Linked DNA regions of Homo sapiens: regions 1 and 3 are each linked to region 2. A link is a contact called in ENCODE Hi-C or POLR2A ChIA-PET data. All regions are on one chromosome and are shown on one strand. The core of a region is the stretch at or near the end of the contact, and the rest is flanking DNA. Distances in the headings are between cores, read along the strand shown.

Region 1 (3,540 bases), core at 780-3,279, 480 kb before region 2:
GGCCACCCTGGCCAACATGGTGAAACCCCATCTCTACTAAAAATTAAAAAATTAGCTGTGGATGGTGGCACATGGCTGTAGTCCCAGCTACTAGGGAGGCTGAGGCAGGAGAATCGCTTGAACCTAGGAGGCACAGGTTGCAGTGAGCTGAGATCACGCCATTGCACTCCAGCCTGGCCACAGAGCGAGACTCCATCTCATAAATAACTAAATAAATAACTAAATACATACGTACATACATACATACATACATACAAACTTCAAAAATGCCTCTTTTTTTCACTATGGGCAAATGCTGTTCCACTTTGGTCTCTCCAAATTTCAGTTTCTTGAACCTCAAGCAGCCTAGCTTATGTACAAGGAAAAGACACACTTACATGTAGGTTGCCTACAATGGAGTGAAGAATAAGGAGTTTTAGCACATACCATTGGTTTACTCACAATGATTTTCTTAAAGTGCTAAAGCTATTTTTGACTTGACTCCATTCATCAGCCTTAATATTTTTGTACAAGAGTCAATCTTCTCCTGGGTATAGGCGTGTATTATGAAACCAGACTGTGGCATCTTACTTCCAGTGAACCTGGGTTCCTGGTAGCAGTCCTGTTCCAGTCGTGCTGTGATAGTGACTGCCTTTCCCCCACCCATAAATTGAAGGTTATGAAGTGCTTTCAAATACATTATTCAATTTATTCTCACAGCAACCTTTTGAAGTTAGTACTTCTTATCCCCATTTTACAGATGAAGAAACTGAGGTATGTGACAGTTGGCACTTAGGCGAGGATGTGTTAATATCACCAAGTGGAGGGCTTGGGATGCAGGCCCCAGACCTCCATGTTTCCCTGTTAGCTCCCTCTGCCTCTGCCATCCCCTCTAACATTACCCACTATGGGGACACCATGGCTCAGCCCCACTGAATGTCTCACTGTGAGTACAGCATAAATCAAGGCAGAAAAGGACGATTGTCAAGATGCAAACAGTTCTCATTGGCTTGCCCCAGTCTCCTTTCCCCCTTTTAAGTCATAGGAAAGGAAAGGAAAATAAAGAGTAAATTAATAGAATAAAAGAGAGATTAAAGTACAGATATTATGAAATTGGAAGGTGCTGGCAGCAGTCCCTTGGGTGTCTGCCTCTTGAGTTAAACTGGACAGAACTGCATACACCGGATGCCCCTTCCTCTCCTATGGGCCCAGATGGGTGATACCACTGCTAGCAGTCAAGTTATTTAAGAACATTTTTGTACCATTCAGCGTAAAAGCAAACTTATGGAATACAGCTTTTGCTGTATAGATCAATCTCATTTTCTGCTTCATTGTTACTCTTTTTGCTTGTAGGAGTGCCAGCTTTCTGTCTTTTTCATGGACTTTTGAATATAGGAGCTAACATTTATTGTGGCCGGCGTTATGCTCGACATTTAACAGCCGTAGTCTCATTTACTAATCACAACAGCCACAGGAGGATGGGTCCTTATCCCCATAGCACAGAAGGGGCCATGAGAACACAGATTGACTTGCTCAGAGTCTGCTGGCCAGAAGCAGAGCTGTCGCAGGGCCTGCGCCATTCACAACTGTTACCTAAAATACTAAGGTTTCCCCAAGAAACACGCCTTACGATGCCTCCCTACCCTTTCAGTGTTTGGGGAGATTTTATTTTGTTTTGTTTTTTTGATCTGGTGTTGAGTATTTCCAAGTTCGATTTTGCGCATCTGTGTCAATGAGCTGAAAGGTAATTTGATGTTGATAAAAAGCAGAAGTCAGAGAATGATCCACTAAGGTCTTAGCACTGTGCTGCAAGGAGGGTGTGCTTGCTTAGACATGTCGAGGCATATAAGGTGTTCTATATTTAGTGGCATTAGATGGTTTTTTTAGTGGTTAGCATTCTGTTTGCTCCTTTTTGAATCATATAAATAACCATAATCATTGCTTACATCTCTTCTCTGGAATCTTGGCTCTCAAACGGTTTGTACCACAACTTGACAGATAACAACACTACTGTTTTTTAATAGAGCTCTGAGCTTCATTTCCTTATGTACTTATAAGCAGATTTTACACAGATTTCAATCTACGTAGAGGCCCATGAATCATGCATATTAGTTGGGCCATGGGAAAGGATATCTGATTCAGATACAGAGTTTGCTTATGAAACTGAGATTTTTCTTATTTACTGGAAATGATTCTCTGCATTTTATTGAACTCTCAGAAAACATGACCGCTTCACTATTCCATTATACGGAAGCTAGCCATTTTAATGTAAGCCCAATAGCCTTCCTGGTTCTTTCTGAGGACAATAGTTATAATTTGAGTGTTTGTTTTGCTTTTCAAAAGTTATTTCTTTTTTTTTTTTTTTTTTTTTTTTCTGTGAGACGAAGTCTCGCTTTGTCGCCAGGCTGGAGTGCAGTGATGCGATCTTGGCTCACTGCAACCCCCGCCTCCTGGATGCAAGCAATTCTCCTGCCTCAGCCTCCTGAGTAGCTGGGACTACAGCCACGTGCCACCACACCCAGCTAATTTTTGTATTTTAGTCCATGTTGGCCAGGATGGTCTCGATCTCTTGACCTTGTGATCCGCCTGCCTCAGCCTCCCAAAGTGCTGAGATTACAGGTGTGAGCCACCGTGCCTGGCAGTATTTCATTCTTACACAGATTATTTTAGCTATTAGTCAGCAAATGTAAATATTCTTACCCTGTTTTCTAGGACTTTCTGTTTTTTATAGCTGGTACATCCTGGTGTGCTCTTATGCTTTAATGCTTCTATAAAAATTTGTTCAAAATGCTTATAAGTTGCCAAACTTATGATACTTTTTACCTGAATTTAGGCAACATATTGCTTGTCTAAATTCTGCTACTTATTTTTCTAACCTTTAGAGACCTAAGATAGCAGTTCTCAAAGTGTGGCCCAGGGACCTCTGGAAGTCCCCCAAGATCTTTGAATCTATGCAGTCATTTTTTTTTTTTAACTATTTTCATAATAACACTAGTATGTAATTTTTTCACTTTCATTCTCGTCTGAGTATACTGTGAAGTCTTCCAGAGGCCATGTGGCATGTGTATTTCTGTAGTCTTTTGTTTAAAAATGTTCTCAGTTTTGATTTCTAATGCGATAAGTGTGGATATGCATAACCCACATAAGCAAAGCTCTTTGGAGGTACTCAATCATTATTAACAGCGTAGGCCAGGTGCAGTGGCCCATGCCTGTAATCCCAGCACTTTGGGAGACCGAGGTGGGCAGATCACAAGGTCAGGAGATCGAGACCATCCTGGCTAGTACGATAAAACTGCATCTCTACTAAAAATACAAAAAATTAGCTGGGCGTGGTGGCACGTGCTTGTAATCCTAGCTACTTGGGAAGCTGAGGCAGGATCAAATCACTTGAACCCGGGAAGCAGAGGTTGCAGTGAGCTGAGATCACACCACTGCACTCCAGCCTGGGCGACAGAGTAAGACTCCATCTCAAAAAAAAAAAAGAGTGTAAAAGGGTCCCAAGACCAAAATATTTGAGAACTGCTGCTTTAAGGCGATCTGCTGGGCAGTTCCTTTAGTGGT
Region 2 (3,588 bases), core at 392-2,891:
AAAGAGTCAAACTCTATAAAAAATTTGAAGAGATGTATTCCGAGCCAAATATGAGTGACCATGGCCTGTGACACAGCCCCAGGAGATCCTAAGAACATGTGCCCAGGTGGTCAGACTACAGCTTGGTTTTATACACTTTAAGGAAACATAAGACATAAATTAATACAGGTAAGATGTACATTGGTTCAGTCTGGAAAAGGTGGGACAACTCGAAGTGGGGGGTGTCCAGGTCACAGGTGGATTCAAAGATTTTCTGATTGGCAAGTGCTTGAAAGTGTTAAGTGATTATCTAAAGATGTGGAATCAATAGAAGGGAGTGTCTGGGTTAAGATAAGAAGTTGTGGAGACTAAGGTTCTTATTATGTAGATGAAGCCTCCAGATAGCAGGCTTCAGAGAGACTAGATGGTAAATGTTTCTTAACAGACTTTAAAAGGTGCCAGACTCTTAGTTAATTCTCTCCTAGATCAGAAAAAAGACCTGGAAAGGAAAGGGAATTCTCTATAAAACATAGGTTTTCCCCACAAGAGACAGCTTTGCAGTGCCATTTCAAAATGTGTCAAAGAAATGTATTTTGGGATAAAATATCTTGATTTCTTTCAGGTCCTGCTGTCTGTCATGTGGTTATCTTATTGCTACGCAGAGTCTGTTTTGTCAGTCTTATGGTCTCTGTTTTAATGCTAATGTTAGTCAGCAGTGCCTGAATTCCAAAGGGAGCAATATAAACTGAGGCATGTCTGATCATGCATTCCCATCATGGCCTGAACTGGTGTGCTTATTTTAGAATGCCCTTGGCCAAGAGGAGAGGTCCATTCAGCTGGTTGTGGGGCTTAGAATTTTATATTTGGCTTACGAATGAAACCTACCATGTTGTTTATACTGCCATTGTGTTACCATTATTTGTAGACAAACCTCATCCTCGTTTGTGTTTCTAAGACCAGGAAGCTTCTTTAGGGGAATTGTCTCTGTGTCTTTTTTAATCTCTATCATAGCATCCATGCAGTGCACATAGAACCAAGTCCTCGATAAATATTTATGGAATGAAGAACTTGAATTAAACCAACTTGGAGAATGGTGTGGAAAGTACTGGGCTAGATGACGTGGGTTCTGAAGATGAAGAGAACAGTATCTCATTCTCAAAGAACTGATAGTAAAATTACATGTGGGTTGTGGGTGTGTCACTGTTTGCCACCGACGCACCTGGGTGGGGTCAGGCAGAAGGTGCCTGTCCTCTGTGTCTCAATAAAACACAAGATGCCCATTCACTTCTGGTTTTCTCCTGGTATCATTGGCTCTTCGGTGTCTGCTGGAAAAGCTGGGCTTTTCCCAGTGTTACCATGACGTCTGAGCTTTGAGAGCTGTTTCTTTTCCCCTCGGAGCCTGAGAGAGATTATTCCAGTGATATCTGAATAGCTTGAGTTCGCTGGGTATGAACACAGAGGAAGTGGTTCCCTAGCAACAGGCGCCTCTGAAAGCCTCTTAGCACTCAGTACTTCTCCGGGCTTTTTGTTTCCCCTCGTTCATGCTGCCTGTCAGCAAATGGCCAGAGTGATTGCACCTGCTCCAAATTAGGGCTGGTCAGTTCGACCCCAGCAGTTCGGTTTTACTAAGTCAAAGTTCCTCTTTCAGTCAAGCTTCCTTGTGAGGCCTGGGGCCTATTTTGCTCCTGGTTAGACCATAATTACCTCAGATGACACTTCCTTCTTTGTTGTCTAGATTTTGACCAGAAATGGAAAATACCGAAGTGACTGAGATCATTTTAATTGAATTAGTAAAAGAATACTTTTTTTTTTTGGCACGTCTTTTCAAATATGCTAAACCTCTTAAGAAAATGTTTTATATCGCCTTTTTTTTTTTCCGCTAAAAATGGATTCTCACTCCATTTTTTCAGTTTCTCCGCAGAAGACTTAACAAATTCTGCCTTCCTTAACTGTGTCAGCATCTCAATACATATTTGAATATATGAGTTGGTTGGGGCAATATTAGAGGGTGTTTACCGCATTGCCTTGGCATCTGGAGACAGCCCTTACTGAGAGCATTGGTCATTGGTACAGACCATGGCATATAACTCTGAGATGAGTCCAGAATTGTTGACTGCAAATGCCTTGTTTCATTTTCAAACAGCAATCCATATTACTGTTTGAATTAGCAATCTTTTTTTTTTTTTTTTTTTGAGATGGAGTCTAACTTTGTCACCCAGGTTGGAGTGCAATGGCACGATCTTGGCTCCTCTGCAACCTCCGCCTCCCAGGTTCAAGTGATTCCTCCTGCCTCAGCCTCCCGAGTAGCTGGGACTACAGTCACCCACCACCATGCCTGGCTAATTTTTTTGTACTTTTTTTAGTAGAGACGGGGTTTCACCAAGTTGGTCAGGCTGGCTTCAAACTCCTGACCTCAAGTGATCCACCCACCTTGGCCTCCCAAAGTGCTGGGACTACAGGCCTGAGCCACTGCACCCAGACTGAATTAGCAATTTTATAGGAGATGGTTATACGTCTCTGCCTACCAGTTGGTTAGTATCGATTTGTAGCACTGAAAATCTGGCCAAGACTGTGGTGATGAATGACAGCATACAACTAAATTGAGCCTCACAGCTCCCGGAATTCTTCTTGTCTGTACCTTTTAAAATATTTTCTTTCCTTCATTCATTCAACCAACAAATATTTGTAATTATAATTGAGTGTCTGCTATGTGGAAGACTTTCTGTGGGAAAAACGTGAATGGCCCATCTTAGGAAGTTCTCCATTTAAAAGAGGAGAAAATGGAGCCGGGCACAGTGGCTCACACTTGTAATCCCAGCACTTTGGGAGGCCGAGGCAGGCGGATCACGAGGTCAGGAGATCAAGACTATCCTGGCTAACACGGTGAAACCCCGTCTCTACTAAAAATACAAAAAAATTAGCCAGGCCTGGTGGTGGGTGCCTATAGTCCCAGCTACTTGGGAGACTGAGGCAGGAGAATGGCGTGAATCCAGGAGGCGGAGCTTGCAGTGAGCAGAGATTGTGCCACTGCACTCCAGCCTGGGTGACAGAGTGAGACTCCGTCTCAAAAAAAAAAAAAAAAAAAAAAGGAGAAAATGGAAGGTAAATCAGTACAACCTCAATGGAAAACAGTATGGCGAGCTCTCAAGGAACTAAGAGTAGATCTACTATTTGACCCAGCAGTCCCACTGCTGGGTACCCACCCAAAGGAAAAGAAGTCATTATATCAACACCTTGCACTCATATGTGTATTGCAGCACAATTCACAATTGCAAAGACATGCAATCAACCTAAGTGCCCATCAAGCAATGAGTGGATAAAGAAAATGTGGCATTTATATGCTATGGAATACGCCTCAGCTATAAAAAAGAATAAATGTCTTTTGGGCAACTTTGATGGAGCTGGAGGCCATTATCCTAAGTGAAGTAACTCAGGAATGGAAAACCAAATACTGCATGTTCTCACTCCTAAATGGGAGCTAAGCGATGGGCATACAGAGTGGTACAGTGGACACTGGAGACTCAGGAGGAGGGAGGGTGGACGGGGGTGAGGAATGAAAAATTCCCTATTAGGTACAATGTACACTATTTGGGTGACAGGTACACTAAA
Region 3 (3,485 bases), core at 561-3,060, 490 kb before region 2:
GCCTGGGAATATGTGATGGCACCACCTCTAGAGCCAGACTTATCCACTCATTCATTCCACAAGCATTTGTATTAGTATGTACTGGTGTGAGGCATTGGAGACCTTAGGGACGCAATTAAGAATAGACTTCTTAAGTAGCACATACAAATGCATACATAAATCACACTATAACAGTACAACGGATTCACCAATTCACAGGGTGCCAGCAATAGGAACACCGGGAGAGGAAAGCCTAAAATAGTCCTACTCCCAAACCAGAGAATATACAAAACTGAACGTATCTGCAGCATATTTCTAGCTCATGTACCTGGCTGTGATATGTTTGTTTAATCCCAATTGCTAGTCAGATATTGATGAGTGTCCTTGGCCACCAGGTGATTTTAAATATAAACATCATGATAGCACAAATTTGATTCTATTGATGAAAATAAACTGCTTGTTGTGAGGTGGCAAAACCTTACTATTTTTAAACCACTAGGGTACCATTTGACAAAGTCTTAATGTATCTTCCAAAATAAGCACTGTTTTCTATTTTAGAATTGGAGTGGAAATATGAATCTATAGCTCAAGTGCTCAGTTCTTTTTTCTTTTTCTCCAGCTCTGTTGCCCAGGCCAGAGTGCAGTGGCACAATCTTGGCTCACTGCAACCTCCGTCTCCCAGGCTGAAGCTATCTTCCCACCTCAGCCTCCTGAGTAGCTGGGACTACAAGTGCGTGCCACTGTACCTGGCTAATTTTTTTTTTTCCTTTTGGTAGAGGCTGGGTTTCCCCTTATTGCCCAGGCTGGTCTTGAACTCCTGGGCTCAAGCTATCCACCTGCCTCAGCCTCCCAAAGTGCTGGGATTACAGGCATGAGCCACTGTGCCCAACAGCGTGCTTAGTTCTTAAACAGTTTCTCTCACTATTGCACATGCCTTTCATATTTGGATGTCACAGAGGAATTATCCATTTTAAATGGAAAAGTTCATTACTTTAAAACATGAATAACCAGTGGAAAGAAAAGTTCCTTTATAACCTAGATGCTAGGTAACAAAACTAGCACTTTGTGTTTTGTTTGTGATTGTTTGTGACAGGGTCTCTCTCTGTAGTTAGACACTTAAAGCTTTTCATTGTTAGCCCCCCTAGTAAAAATCTTTATCAGGGAACATTTCCTCCTCTGCAAAAAAGTGGTTTGTTTAGTTCTGTTGCTTCAAGATTAGTGTTCTGTCGTACCCAAGAGATCTTGATAATGGAGTTTTTCATATCATGTATCTCTCCTCCCGAAAGCTGACTTAAACGTAGATTAGGAGAGTAGTGATAACCGTGGAAACTATTTTACTTCAGTTATAAAATGTGGTTTATCTCTGCAATCTTCCTGCTTCGTGACTTCTAAGCACCTGCAGGATGACTGAGCGGGGGCTGGTATTCTTCTGCATTGCCTGTTACCGTCTTCACTCCACTACCTTTTATTCCTCACCTACATCCTAACACAGTTATTTTCTACTGCATGTAACAGCTGTGTTTTTTGAAATGATTAATTGTATGCAATTCAATTTCATTTAATGATTTTTGTTTGTTGGTTGGTTTCACCATCTTTGCATTTCCTGCAGAAGTCCTGGAGGGTATTTGGGAGCCAAAAAGAAAAAGAAGAAACAGAAGAGAAAAAAGGAGAAACCAAATTCCGGAGGCACCAAGTCAGACTCGGCATCTGATTCCCAGGAGATTAAAATTCAGCAGCCTTCGAAAGTGAGAGCTCTGTTTTATTTTTTCCTCTGTGTGGTTTCTCGTGCATGAGTGGGTTTACGCAGTTTAGCGCGCTGCTGCATCAGATGTGTAGGGACTTTGTTGTGACTGTGTGTTGAATGCCACTAGTAACTGGAAGCTCTTGACAGCCTCCTTAAAATGGACTTTGGCACCCAAATAACGAAGGGGTACACTGTGCTTTTGTGTGTGTGTGGATACCTGCTGTGTTTTTCCCTTTTCTCAGTGAATTTGTATTTAGATTGTCGTTCTAGAAGAAAGTCTCAGTGTGAGCTTGTTAGGTTTTTTTGAAATTACACTTTAATATTTGATTACTTTTCGTTCAGAAGATATTCACATTGTAATTTTTCTGGGTGTCTGTCTAATTACCTGAATAGCACAACACCATCTGGCAGCAGATTTCAGCGGGAGCAGCCATGGGTAAGTCTCTCGTTGACTTTGAATTAAACCAGTTTGCAGCGGTCGTTCTTCATTCTAATGCCAAGGGTGGGAAATAGTTCCTGACATTCTCCTAGTTTAAACCAAACCAGAAGTTGTCCAGCTGGGCCCCGTGTTGGCAGATGGTGGCCAAGAAGAGGGTTGATTGTACTGCGTGGGTGTCTGGTGGCACAGATGGCAGCCATCCCTGTCTGTGGAGCCAACCCCCAGGCACCCTGTATGCTGGGCCTCTGGGAAACACAAAGCCCTCTTGATGCAAGAAACTCACAGTGAAAAGGGTAGAACCAGCCAGGCACGGTGGCTCACGCCTGTAGTCCCAGCACTTTGGGAGGCCGAGGTGGGAGGATCCATTGAGCCCAGGAGTTCAAGGCTGCAGTGAGTTATGATCACACCACTGCACTTCATCCTGGACAACAGTGAGAGACCCTGGCTGAAAAAAATAAAAAAAGAAAAAGAAAGAAAAGAAAGAAAAGGGGTAGAATTAGAAATATTACAAAATAGAGATGATTTTGATGATCGTACCTACAAATAAATTATTGTGAATAGGCTGGGCACGATGGCTCATGCCTGTAGTCCCAGCACTTTGGGAGGCCAAGGCAGGCGGATCCCTTGAGCCCAGGAGTTCAAGACCAGCCTGGGCAACATGGCAAAACCCTGTCTCTACTAAAAATACAAAAAGTTAGTTAGGCACGGTGGCATGCACCTGTAGTCCTAGCTACTTGGGAGGCTGAGGTGGGAGGATAGCTTGAGCCTGGGAGGTGGAGGTTGCAGTGAGCCAAGATCACGCCACTGCACTGCAGCCTGGCGACAGAGACCATGTCAATCAATCAATCAGTCAATCAATGTGAGTAGCATGTGGTATTGTGGAAACAGCTCAAGGGGTGATGTCTGAGACCTTGAGCTTGGTCTCTGCCCCCTTGCTCACTAGTTGTGTGCCTTTGCCTGGGTACTGCACTTCCTTCAGCCCAGTTCCTTCTCTTCTCTCTAACTCGCAGTTCGATCTTGAGGTTCCAGTTGGAGCATTTTTATTGAAGAGTTTTTACATCCTAAAACAGTGCATATATATATATATATATATATATATATATATATATATATATATATAGTAGTTGTTACCATTCTACAAGCTTTGTGGATTTCCTTTTTTCTTATGCAGAGTTTCTGTTGTGTTCCATGAAGTGAGACTTGCAGGTAGTTTTGATGTTGTCACCTGTTTTACACAAAAGAACCAGGAATCACTGAGAAGGAAAATTACTTGCCCCAATTTTTCCCTGACTGACTGCAGGGTGAGAAGAAAATGGAATCTTC

What was found. Hi-C counts contacts between places; a loop is a spot of excess contacts on that map. ChIA-PET counts read pairs that join two places held with the same protein, here RNA polymerase II (POLR2A). Pooled maps may share reads with other maps.
Region 1: a loop to region 2 is called in a pooled map, with 9 times the contacts of the local background. The contact joins two enhancer-like sites. A Hi-C loop is called at or near these places in 1 of 168 maps with a recorded cell type or tissue (CD8-positive, alpha-beta T cell), 1 of 37 single-sample maps with no recorded cell type and 7 of 50 pooled maps. POLR2A ChIA-PET finds 5 or more read pairs at or near these places in 1 of 52 experiments (BJ).
Region 3: a loop to region 2 is called in a pooled map, with 5 times the contacts of the local background. The contact joins two enhancer-like sites. A Hi-C loop is called at or near these places in 2 of 37 single-sample maps with no recorded cell type and 3 of 50 pooled maps. POLR2A ChIA-PET finds 5 or more read pairs at or near these places in 1 of 52 experiments (activated CD4-positive, alpha-beta T cell).

Annotation. Positions count from the first base shown.
Region 1 is chr10:15,122,345-15,125,884 of GRCh38, reverse strand. The region is part of intron 8 of NMT2 (N-myristoyltransferase 2); the gene reads left to right. Among named protein-coding and RNA genes, the nearest start is that of RPP38, 27 kb to the right of the region's middle. RefSeq lists enhancers at 1,784-1,923, 2,830-3,009. Within about 2 kb of position 2,029, at least 4 of the 41 ENCODE cell types and tissues checked have a DNase peak (open chromatin) inside an H3K27ac peak, as active enhancers do.
Region 2 is chr10:14,646,269-14,649,856 of GRCh38, reverse strand. All of the region lies in intron 2 of FAM107B (family with sequence similarity 107 member B), which reads left to right. Among named protein-coding and RNA genes, the nearest start is that of FAM107B, 130 kb to the left of the region's middle. RefSeq lists enhancers at 665-1,165, 1-1,192, 1,696-1,865. Within about 2 kb of position 1,641, at least 28 of the 41 ENCODE cell types and tissues checked have a DNase peak (open chromatin) inside an H3K27ac peak, as active enhancers do.
Region 3 is chr10:15,139,661-15,143,145 of GRCh38, reverse strand. NMT2 (N-myristoyltransferase 2) reads left to right here. Exons shown (of 12, transcript NM_004808.3): 2 at 1,589-1,724. It overlaps LOC107984210 (a long non-coding RNA gene), which reads right to left. Exons shown (of 2, transcript XR_007062067.1): 1 at 3,294-3,485; 2 at 2,017-2,607. Among named protein-coding and RNA genes, the nearest start is that of NMT2, 27 kb to the left of the region's middle. Within about 2 kb of position 1,810, at least 2 of the 41 ENCODE cell types and tissues checked have a DNase peak (open chromatin) inside an H3K27ac peak, as active enhancers do.